2 separate regions of the Homo sapiens genome follow, and region 1 is linked to region 2. The links are chromatin loops, found by intact Hi-C in ENCODE. Cell type or tissue: Caco-2. All regions are shown on one strand. Each heading gives the region's core, and the rest is flanking DNA. Links, peaks and the distances in the headings are about the cores only. Region 1 has its middle 64 kb from the start of STK32A-AS1. Region 2 has its middle 120 kb from the start of PPP2R2B-IT1.

What was found. Peaks named below come from ENCODE experiments on the same cell type or tissue, not always from the same donor. Only the 100,000 strongest peaks of a DNase experiment are listed, where the experiment ranks them.
Region 1: it touches region 2 in a loop (3-fold over the local background); 2 of 110 quality-filtered maps call a loop at or near these places.

What each region holds. Positions count from the first base shown.
Region 1 is chr5:147,168,099-147,173,481 of GRCh38, forward strand. No RefSeq gene overlaps it. Among named protein-coding and RNA genes, the nearest start is that of STK32A-AS1, 64 kb to the right of the region's middle. In Caco-2, for the core only: no CTCF peak of the experiment used is centred there; DNase peaks (open chromatin) are centred at 1,483, 1,922 and 2,663.
Region 2 is chr5:147,039,876-147,045,258 of GRCh38, forward strand. It overlaps a transcript of PPP2R2B not described here. Among named protein-coding and RNA genes, the nearest start is that of PPP2R2B-IT1, 120 kb to the left of the region's middle. In Caco-2, for the core only: no CTCF peak of the experiment used is centred there; a DNase peak (open chromatin) is centred at 2,206.

The DNA.
Region 1 (5,383 bases), core at 104-5,103, 130 kb after region 2:
TTACATACATTGTGAACAGACTTTGTATCCTGACTCTCTTCCCCCATGCTTGCTTGGAGCCCTGTCATGTCTCAGAACATCATTGTTTTCCTTACATTACACTCAGTCACACTCATCATGCACTATTTCAAGAGGATTAGTAATTAATGGGGTATTTACTAAAGAACAGAGGATAGTACTGCTCTATTCCAAACAACAAAATTTAAAGTCATCCCATCATTAAACATTTCAGTCCTCTCTTAAAATTTTTTCTATGTGACTGCTCTGTTGCTGGGTCTCTCCTCTCGTGTTCTCCCTATAACCTCTAAAACATCCACTGTGCTTGCCCAAGCAATCCAGGTCTTCCACCACAGATCAAATACTCTGTTCACCAAAGCAGAAATCCAATAGTTAATCTATGTGATTTTCTTTGTAAATCACAGTTGATTGGGGCCCACATACAGCATCCCTGCAAGGTTGGCCTTATTATCCACCAAAGGTTCAGAAAACTTAGGTAACACGTCAGGGTTGCTGCTAGGTAGTAGCACAGCTAGGATCCGAATGCCCATTGTTTTCATTCTTACACCTGTGATCCTTGCATTGGACATGCTTCTCTAGGGGCATTCCTGTCACAGCATGGACAAGGACATAGTTTCATTTACTGGGCTTGCAATGCAGCTTCAGGGGAGAGGTGGCTCACTCAGCACTGTTCATTCTGGAAACCATGGTTTCCTGTTTCAGGATCTGATGACTCGCTATCAGACCTTGGACATGTTATTTTTCTCTGAAGTTTCCATTTATAACAAGTGGACTTTGCATAAACATATGAGGTTGCTACATGGTTAAAAAGTAGGCTGTGTAAAACAACAAAATTACAAGATGTGATTTAAGGCACTCAGGGGGTTGTGACTGAACATGGAGTCCCTGTATTGCAAAGCAGTTTCTCCTCTTGCTTTTCTTCCTAACTCCACAGCTCTGCTCCTCACTCTGTAGATTTTCTTACAAGACTACTGGGATGCTTACACAGTCAACACTGAGGCATGTGAAGCACGTGCATTGTTCAAGTGTGAAGCCACCAGTGGGCACAGCTGTTATTATATATGAATAGTCAATGACAGCATATTCATATTCAAATATATAATCTGGCCCAAATTGAAATCATAGTAGAATAACCAACCAAGGATACCTAAGTCAGAATCCTCTCTGTTCCACCAATGATTGCAAAGTTTGGAAATGAAAGAAGCCTCAGGGAGAAACACACACACACACACACACAACCACACACACAACAGAACACATTTCATCTAGCTTCAGTGGATCTCTCTGAAATAGAAGCAAAAACTAAGTGAGTAAAAACCTTGCTTCAGTGGAGTATTTATTGCATACTGAACTACTCTGTCAAGTACTCAGCTTATCATTAAACATTAATTTCCCTAGAAACTGGAGCTTTCACTTCTTGTAGCTGTAGCAATTAAGGACAGCTTTGGCTGGGCAGCTCTGACTTCCCAGCATGACTAAGAGCTCTGTGGCCTTGCCTCAACTATGACACAGAGACCTTTGCTCATTTATAAGCCTTGTCATTTTTCTGGGAAATACAAGATAAATCCTGCCCAAATGCAATAACCCAGGTCAGACCTGTAAACCTAATTCTAGTAATAAACAAACTAATTGTCAAGAGGAAGCTATAGTTATTGATTAAGCCTACCCTTTTGCCCTCAAACAAAGCATCTTATTATCTCCAGGAGTGTGCTTTTTGTTTTTCATCTCTCTGTAATGTACTATCGTCATAATTGTATAAAATATAATTTTGTACTATAATCAAAAGTGTGGAGCCCAGCAGAGTCTGCAACTCCCATGTCTGTAGTGTTTATACTCAAAAAGGCCACATCATGGCTTAGCAACATGGTTTCATTCACGCAGCTGTCTCTGTCTCAGGAAGGGACAAGGTGTCACACCTGATGGGTGCAGGGACAGAGAGGTGACTTCACTAAAGTCACAAACTGAGCCAAGGGCTGCACCGAGAATAAGCATCTAGTTCCAAGCCCAGGCTATGTTCTTTATGCACTTTGTACCTGGTTCTCTATTGTCATCACAAATTCATATTTTGTAATAAAAACACACCAAGGATTTTTGACCTTATGTATCATGTGAGGCTCTGAAAGATTACGAATCCACCACAGGCACCTGCCACAGGCTGAATTATTATTCTTCAATGATAGGCTGTCTTTACCTCTGTTGAAGGTGCTGCTGATTCTCAGTTACCCAGGTAAATACAGGGGAACAGACACTAAAAGCACAAGATAATCAGAGAGTCGTTAATAGCATATAAAGATTTGTCTCCAAGGAATGTTCATGGCAGCATTTTCATAGGGAAAAACTTACTTCTTTTTTCTCAAGGGATTTCAGAACAAAATAGAACAAAGCATTCTTGATGAAAGTCTACTAGCCTTGTTTTTTTTTTTTAAAAAAAAAAAAGAAAGAAAAGAAAGAAAAAAGCTGCCAAATATTCCTTACTGCAAATGAACACCAGAGATATAAGAAAGATAAAAGCTGACACTGCTGCAAATCACATATTTAGGGGAGGAACATCCTGGCTTGGAGGCAAGGCCATGCTGACCTCTGAGACGTATCTAGGGGCCCAGCATGTGGCAGGAGCAAAGTTCAACCTGGCATGTCTGAGAGGCCACATCACAGGCGCCACAGGCCAGGCAGGGGAGCGGATGATGACATTCACATTGAACTCACACAGGAACCTAGCAAGAATATCCAGTTTTGAGAAAACATGAGACTCTGATTTATCAAGTAGAAAACAAACACCAGACTGTACAGATCAAAGCAGAGCATTTAGAAACCTCACTGATGGAGAAATGCAAATCAAAACCACAATGAGATACCATCTCACACCAGTTAGAATGGCGATCATTAAAGTCAGGAAACAACAGGTGCTGGAGAGGATGTGGAGACATAGGAAGGCTTTTACACTGTTGGTGGGACTGTAAACTAGTTCAACCATTGTGGAAGACAGTGTGGCGATTCCTCAAGGATCTAGAACTAGAAATATCATTTGACCCAGCCATCCCATTACTGGGAATATACCCAAAGGATTATAAATCATGCTGCTATAAAGACACATGCACATGTATGTTTATTGTGGCACTATTCACAATAGCAAAGACTTGGAACCAACCCAAATGTCCATCAATGATAGACTGGATTAAGAAAATGTGGCACATATACACTATGGAATACTATGCAGCCATAAAAAAGGATGAGTTCATGTCCTTTGTAGGGACATGGAGGAAGCTGGAAACCATCGTTCTCAGCAAACTATCACAAGGACAGAAAACAAAACACCACATGTTCTCACTCATAGGTGGGAACTGAGCAATGAGAACACTTGGACACAGGGTGGGGAACATCACACACTGGGACCTGTCACGTGGTGGGGTGAGGTGGGAGGGATAGCATTAGGAGAAATACTTAATGTAAATGATGAATTAATTGGTGCAGCACACCAACATGGCACATATATACATATGTAGCAAACCTGCACGTTGTGCACATGTACCCTAGAACTTAAAGTACAATAAAAAAAAAAGGAACCCCACTTATGGGAGAGAGGTACATAAGCAAAGAGCCCTGAATTTAAAACTAAGCCTTCACAGGCACTAGTGGTGTGACATTGAGCAGGTCACTTCTCTGAGCCTGGGTTTGTCCTTAGGGCTGCCCTGAGGAAGAAATGAGTTAGCGTGCAGGAAGAGTCATGTAGACTTTGGCATAGAATAAGCCCATAATATATGTTCATGAATATTGTTGATCTTCTTACCATCTATTGCAAAAGGTGTTTCCCCAATCCCTTAAGCATGGGCTATACTTAGTGAGTGACTTCTTCCAAAGAATACAGTGTGGAGAAGCAGAAAAAAGAGTAACTTTACAATTAGGAAGCCTAACATCACTTCAACTAGGTGATCCAGGTCCACAGCAGGGATAAGTCATGCCAACAGTTCACACCCTCACGTGATGTGATGCGAAGGGCACTTTACCTCAGTGGTTGTCCTCCCCCAAATCCCTAACTCCAGTCTAACTATGAGCAAAGCATCAGGCAAATCCTAGGAAGAAGGCATTCTACAAAATACCTGGCCAGTATTTCTCAAAAGTGTCAAGGTCATTGAAAACAAGGAAAGCCTGAGAAAGCAAGTCACAGCCCAGAGGAACATAAGGACATGTATTGACTCGGTGTAATGCAGTATCCTGAATGAGATCCCAGAACAGAAACAGGACATTAAAGAAAAACTAACAAAATCCAAATGAATTATGAAGTTTAGTTAATGATAACGTATCAATATTGGTTCATTAGTTGTGATAGAGCTACATGCTGAAGTAAAATGTTAATAGTAGGGGAAACTGAGCGCAAGGTATACGGGAATTTCTGTACTGTTGTTGCAACTTTTCTGTCAATCAATCTAACACTATTCTAAAATAAAAATTTATTTAAATAAACAAGAGGCTGAACTCCCACTTGCCAGGAATGCTTCAAGTGGTCTTCACACATTAGAAGGGGAAGATATTAGACTTGACACCTTCTCTGAGATCCAACTCTAAACTTGTATGAGGTCACTTTTCACCTTGAAGAGCCCCCAGGCACATCTCTTTGGCTTAGGTCTATTTTCTCAATGTGGTTGCCATCCCACTCCTCATGCTATGAGGTCTTAGCTTCTAAAGTCTGTGTGCTAATAGCAGCTTCCCCCCACCTGGTTGCTGACTTAAAAACAAGATGTCTTCACAATTCACACCTTTTTGTTTTAAAAGTCTTTCAGGGAAGCAGAAAGCAGATGAGCACAACTATCAACGGGGAGTTTTACAAGGCTTAAGCTAAATCTCAGTTCTCTTTCTGAGATGGTAACTTTTAAAAGTGACTAATGTTTCGTGAGCATATATTCAATGCCAAACACCAGTCTACGCACTTTACAAAGTAATCTTATTTAATCATCACAAAAGGCTACAAACAAGTTACCATTAGCATCTCCATTTTACAGATGAGTACATTGGGTCACAAATTATTTAAGTGACTCATGCAAGTTCATACAATAATAATGGCTAACTGGAATCCGAGCTGTTCTGTATGCAGAACCCATTATGAATGAAATTTGGCAAATGTCTCCCTCTACACAGCAAGTTGGTCATAAAATTCATTCAGAACAGAATGATGAGTCTTCAATCACTTGTCCCATGATATGGTTTGGATTTGTGACCCTACTCAAGTCTCATGTCAAATTGTAATCCCCAAAGTTGGAAGAGGGGCCTGGTGGGAGGTGATTGGATCTTGGGGGTGAATTCCTCCCTTGCTGTTATCATAATAGTGAGTTCTCACGAGGTCTGGTTGTTTGAAAGTGTATAGCACCTC
Region 2 (5,383 bases), core at 308-5,307:
AAGTAATACTTAATAAAGGGACCAACAAATGGCCCAACACTAAATTTCCTCTGTAGACAAAGGCAAGTGGAAGAGCAGAATGAAACATTTATTGAGTCCCTTCTAAGCCCCAGGCACTGTTTTAGATGTTTTACGTATCTTATTTCATTTGTTGACCCTGTTAAGTGGCAAGCTTTGAGAGCCTCACTTATAAAAAGCTAAAATTCATGGAGTGAAGATGCCTTTCTTCTTCCATGCCATAAAATCAGGTCTTGCTGGGCAAGTGGGTTTTTAAATGAACATTGGGTATCACTGGAAGCCTCAAACTCTAATCAGTTTGGTGAGGTCTATGCTATGACCTGATAATGTTGTTTCAAATAAATAATTATTCAAATAAATAATTTTGTATGATACCCTAGCATATCTGAGGATCAACAGAGAATTGTAATGAGAGCTTTGGCCACTGCCTCACCTATAGGATCACTTCCATTTATCATCTCAGCTCTAATTTATCTGAATCAAAGTTTAAAACAATTTCCAAACAGAAGACTAGAAATACTGCAAATAAAGTGAATTTGGAGGAGGCTGTTCCCAGCAGGTACAGAAAGCTTAGCCCAGGTCAGTTAGACAGGGACAAATGCAAGCTGGCATAGGGTCATGCTTGAGATTGGACTGGAGAAATTGTAGGAGAACCAGTTCATAATAAATGACTGTCCCAAATCCCCCGCCCTGAGCTCAAAATACTCAGGCTTGGCCCTTTACTTAGTGATGCTTCAGGGGCTCAGTGTGAGCAAACATGTAACATATACCCTGGCCCTGAATGACCTTGTTAGGTACTCCGTGTGAGGAAGGTAGCACTTACGAGAACATTCTTGAAGGTTTAATAACAGCGAAGTCTTTTCAGCTCATTCTGTGTGTAAATAGGGCCAATTTCAAGAAAAGATGAGTTTCCTTAAAAAAAAAAAAAAAACTGTAAAATAATAGTGCCATTACACATACCTCCCTCAGCCATTTAAAAATACCTTGAGGCTGGTTCTCTCCTGAGGGCTTATCAAGACACAAGCCTGCCAAGTGAAAGGTAGTCGATTCTTTATAGTGTATCCTTGAGGTGTTTTCCCCTCTTCACAGAGTTACTACTCAGGTCAGCACATTGTTCTAAGGTATTCCCAGGAATGTCAGAAACAGTCAAACCACTTTGCATGTAAGTACAGAGGCCAAAACACCACTCTGGAGTCCACAGGCTGGTTCAGTCCTGGTAGTTTACACTAATTCTCTGTGTGGTTTTGGGAAGCTCACCCAAGGGTTTTGGGTTAACCGCTCTGCAAGATGGTGGGCAGGATCTAAAAAGGGCTTCCATGTCACTTCCAACTCTGGCTGTCTGACTCGATGAGGACTGCCAAGGGCCAGTGGGTGCCCTCCTCTCCTCACAGGCTGTAGCAGCCATCTAGAAAATAGCTCTGTTCACAGGCAAGGGAGAAAATTGACATTGTTCCTTTGCTTCTGAGTTCACCTGTAAGACCCTTCCTTCAGCATTCTGCAGCTATGCTCTCTCCAACTGAGACTTAGAGAATTGGGCATTATAAACAGCAAATCTAATCCCCTTTTCTCCACCATCATTGTTCCCTGGTGCTAAGTCCAGAGTTTCCATACCCTGAACTAGACATGGAAGGAGGGAGGAGACTACGCAAAGTTCAGTGGTGCCATTTTTTTTTTAACTTTGTCATCCTAGGACAAAGTTTCTTGAAGTATTACACTTAGAGTTTTTTCCTTAGAAGGCACTGGGGTACTTCCTGAAGACGGTGATTCTTGGGCTTAGCTCAGGATCTACTGATTCAGAGCTTTAGGGGGGCTGTAAGTCCCCAGATCTTCATTTTCTTTATTTTTATTATTTGCTTTTTATTCATTTGTTTAACCCTTTTCTACCATAGCTTCATGGTGTCTAACACCTCAGTGACAAAGCTTTGTTGATGACAGTGTAATGCCCAACCTTGTTTTTACTAACGCTATTTTTAGACTCTCCCTTTCCTTTAATCACCTAGCCTTGCTTCCACCTGAATTGACCCTCCCTTAGCTAAGAGAGCCAGACAGACTCCATCTTGGCTCTTTCACTGGCAGCCCCTTCCTCAAGGATTTAACTTGTGCAAGCTGACTCCCAGCACATCCAAGAATGCAATTAACTGATAAGATACTGTGGCGAGCTATATCCGCAGTTCCCAGGAATTCGTCCGATTGATAACGCCCAAATCCCCACGTCTATCACCTTGTAATAGTCTTAAAGCCCCTGCACCTGGAACTGTTTACTTTCCTGTAACCATTTATCCTTTTAACTTTTTGCCTACTTTACTTCTGTAAAATTGTTTTAACTAGACCCCCCCCTCCCCTTTCTAAACCAAAGTATAAAAGAAAATCTAGCCCCTTCTTCAGGGCCGAGAGAACTTTGAGCATTAGCCGTCTCTTGGCTGCCGGCTAAACAAGCGGACTCAATTCGTTTCCAAGTGTGGCGTTTTCTATAACTCGCTCAGGTACAACAACAGGGTGGGGGATTGCTTTGAGATCTCCTAATTAAAAATGCCATAGGACTACCCAGATTTTTGGTTACTGAGTACAAATCTTCATTTTAAGCCAAATACTGTAGATAATTCTTATTTATGGTAGCTAACATTTGGAAACTACTGTCCTAGAAAAAGGTAGACAAAAACTTTTAGCCTTTTGCTGCTACTAACCATGATGATTATTCATTCATCCAACAAAGATTTATCATTCACTACTATATGCCAGGTAAAATAATGAGCAAAAACACAAAGTCCCTGTTCTCACGGAGCCAGCAGTCTAGCAAGAGAAAGAAATGATAAACAAATACATAATATGTCAAGTAGTAAGAAAATCTAGGCAGTGAGATGAAGGGTGAGTGATGGGAGGTGTGCTTTTCAGACAAAGTAGGCAGGAAGGTTTGTATGTAGGATGATTGTGCAAAGACAAAAGAAGTAAGGAAAAGAACCATGTGGCTGAGGGAAGAGCATTCCAGACGGAGGGAGCCACAAGTAGAAAGGCCCTGGAGAGGGGATGTACGTGGTCTGTTTGAAGAACAGCAATGAGTCCAGTGTGGCTGGAGTGAGGTGAGTGAAGAGGAGTTAGAGGAGATCAGGGGCTAATACCTTGTAGCTTGTTTGCGTTATTTCTAGGCTGCAGAATACTATACAGTCTGGATTGTGGAACAATGATTTGCAGTGATAATATATTATACACCTGTTCTTAGTCTTTTGTCCTTATTTATGCTGTAACTCCCTGTTCCTGGCTGAACTCCTGAAGACAACCTAAAATAGGTCTTTTGCTTGAGAATTGGGGCAAAGAATAAGAAAGCTTTGGGAGGGAGGTGCTATGGACTAAATTGTGTCCCCCTGCAAAGTCATAGTTTGAAGCCCCAACCCCCAATGTGGCTGCATTTAATAATAGGGCCATTAAGGAGGTAATTATGGTTAAATGAGGTTATTAGGGGTGGGACCTTAATCTAGCAGGACTGGTGGTGTTTTTGCAAGAAGAGAAACGCAGAGAAAAGACCACGTGAGGACTCAGTTGAGAAGACGGTCGTCAGCAAGCCAAGGAGAGAGACCCTAGGAGAAACCAGCCTGCTGGGACCTGGATCTGATACTTTCAGCCTCCAGAACTGTGAGAAAATAAACTACTGTTGTTTAAGCCACCCAGACTCGGGCATTTTGATATGGCAGCCTTAGCAAACTAATACAGGAGGGTAGGACCAGGAGGTCTTTATTTAATTATTCACCTATTTACTTCCTCAGACTTTGCTGCATGCTCAGTATGTGCAAGGCACTGTGCTGCTTCTTTGCATGCATTATTTTATTTAATCTCACAGCAATACTGAAGTAAGCTTTATGACCATCACCTTACAGATAAAGAAACAGAGGCTTACTTAGGGGCAGTCAGTTGGCCAGGGGACATGTTGGAGCTTTTATTCAAATGCAGGACTGTAACAGTAAAGCCTGTGTTTTCCCTACATCTCAGAAGCGGGAGAACAGAGGTGTGGAGCCAGCCTACCTGGGTCCAAATCCCACCTCTCCTGCTTGCTAACTATGTGACTTTGGGCAACTTACTTATCTTTCTGGGCTTTGGTGTCTGCATCTGTAAAATGGGGACAATAAATGCTTTCCCTTAACTAGACTGTAATTAGCACTAAGTGAGCTAATACATTAAAACATTAGAATAGGGCTAGCCACCTAAATGCTTATTACCACCCTGAAGTCACAGGGCCCTGCTTGAAGGAATTTGAAATCTTTAGGCTGTACAGAGTATGAAAACCCTCCTCATTCTCATGTTGAGTTTTCATGTGGAAAGGGCCTCAGGTTTCTTATTTAGTAGTTCTAAGAAATAGATTTCAGTGCAATTTAAAGACTTAGGCATACTTGGCATTGTCCAGAAGTAGAATGGCCAGGTTTGAGAGGGAGCAATCTCTCTGTTGCTATCTGGTCAGGAATGTTGTGAGGGGGTTCAGGGCACCTGTGAAGGGCTGGCATAGATGAATTCAGAAGTCTTCTCTTGCATAGAAATTTTATAATTCTTTCTAATGGGATGGGAATAGGTGTGCTACAAGACTGGGGCAGCTCTGTTTTCCTTGCATAATATATTTTCTTTCTTTCTTTTTTGTTTAAAAAGTGAATTGTGTTGCCTTTAGACAGGGCTTGAACTCACAAATTCATAACAGCCAGTATCATGCTTTTTTTATTTTTTAAGCTTCTGCAGGATTTTACATTTGGGGTTCTGACTCACATGCTTAAGCATCCTGTCATCTGGGTTGTAGGACGATGAAAGGATTATTAATTAAGGTAGACATGGCATCCTAACCTTGGCTTGTAAGACTGACTGTTGGTCAACTCCCCTGAGAGGGCTGCCTTGCTGTTTCTATAGGAATATATGCAGCAGAGCATATGCACAATTCTAGATGGAGGCTTTGACACAGCAGCTATATCTTGCTGAATAAACATGATATGAAAACATTCTTAGTGGTTCTGTCCTAAGTCTGCCTTTCCTTTTCTTCCAAACATCATGCTTTTGCAAGTGGTCTGCCTGGAAGAGCAAATTCACTCCTATGCCTGGAATGTTTACTGCTATTCCAAACAGAACAGAATGTGTTTCTGCCACTGCTTATTGAGAATAAAAAATTCTTTGTCTGGATGTCAAGACAATAAACAGGTGTCCATGTTTATAAAGCAGTTCTATTCAGATACAGTCACAGATAGACATTCAGGAATTTGAGGGCATGCCTAGAGCCATTTACAACTCTACATAATGTAACAGTAAGGACTGTTTCTAGTGACCACTTATCTCTGTTTTGTGTGTCCCACCCCTTAAAATACATTCATGTACTGCATAATGACATTTTGGTCAATAA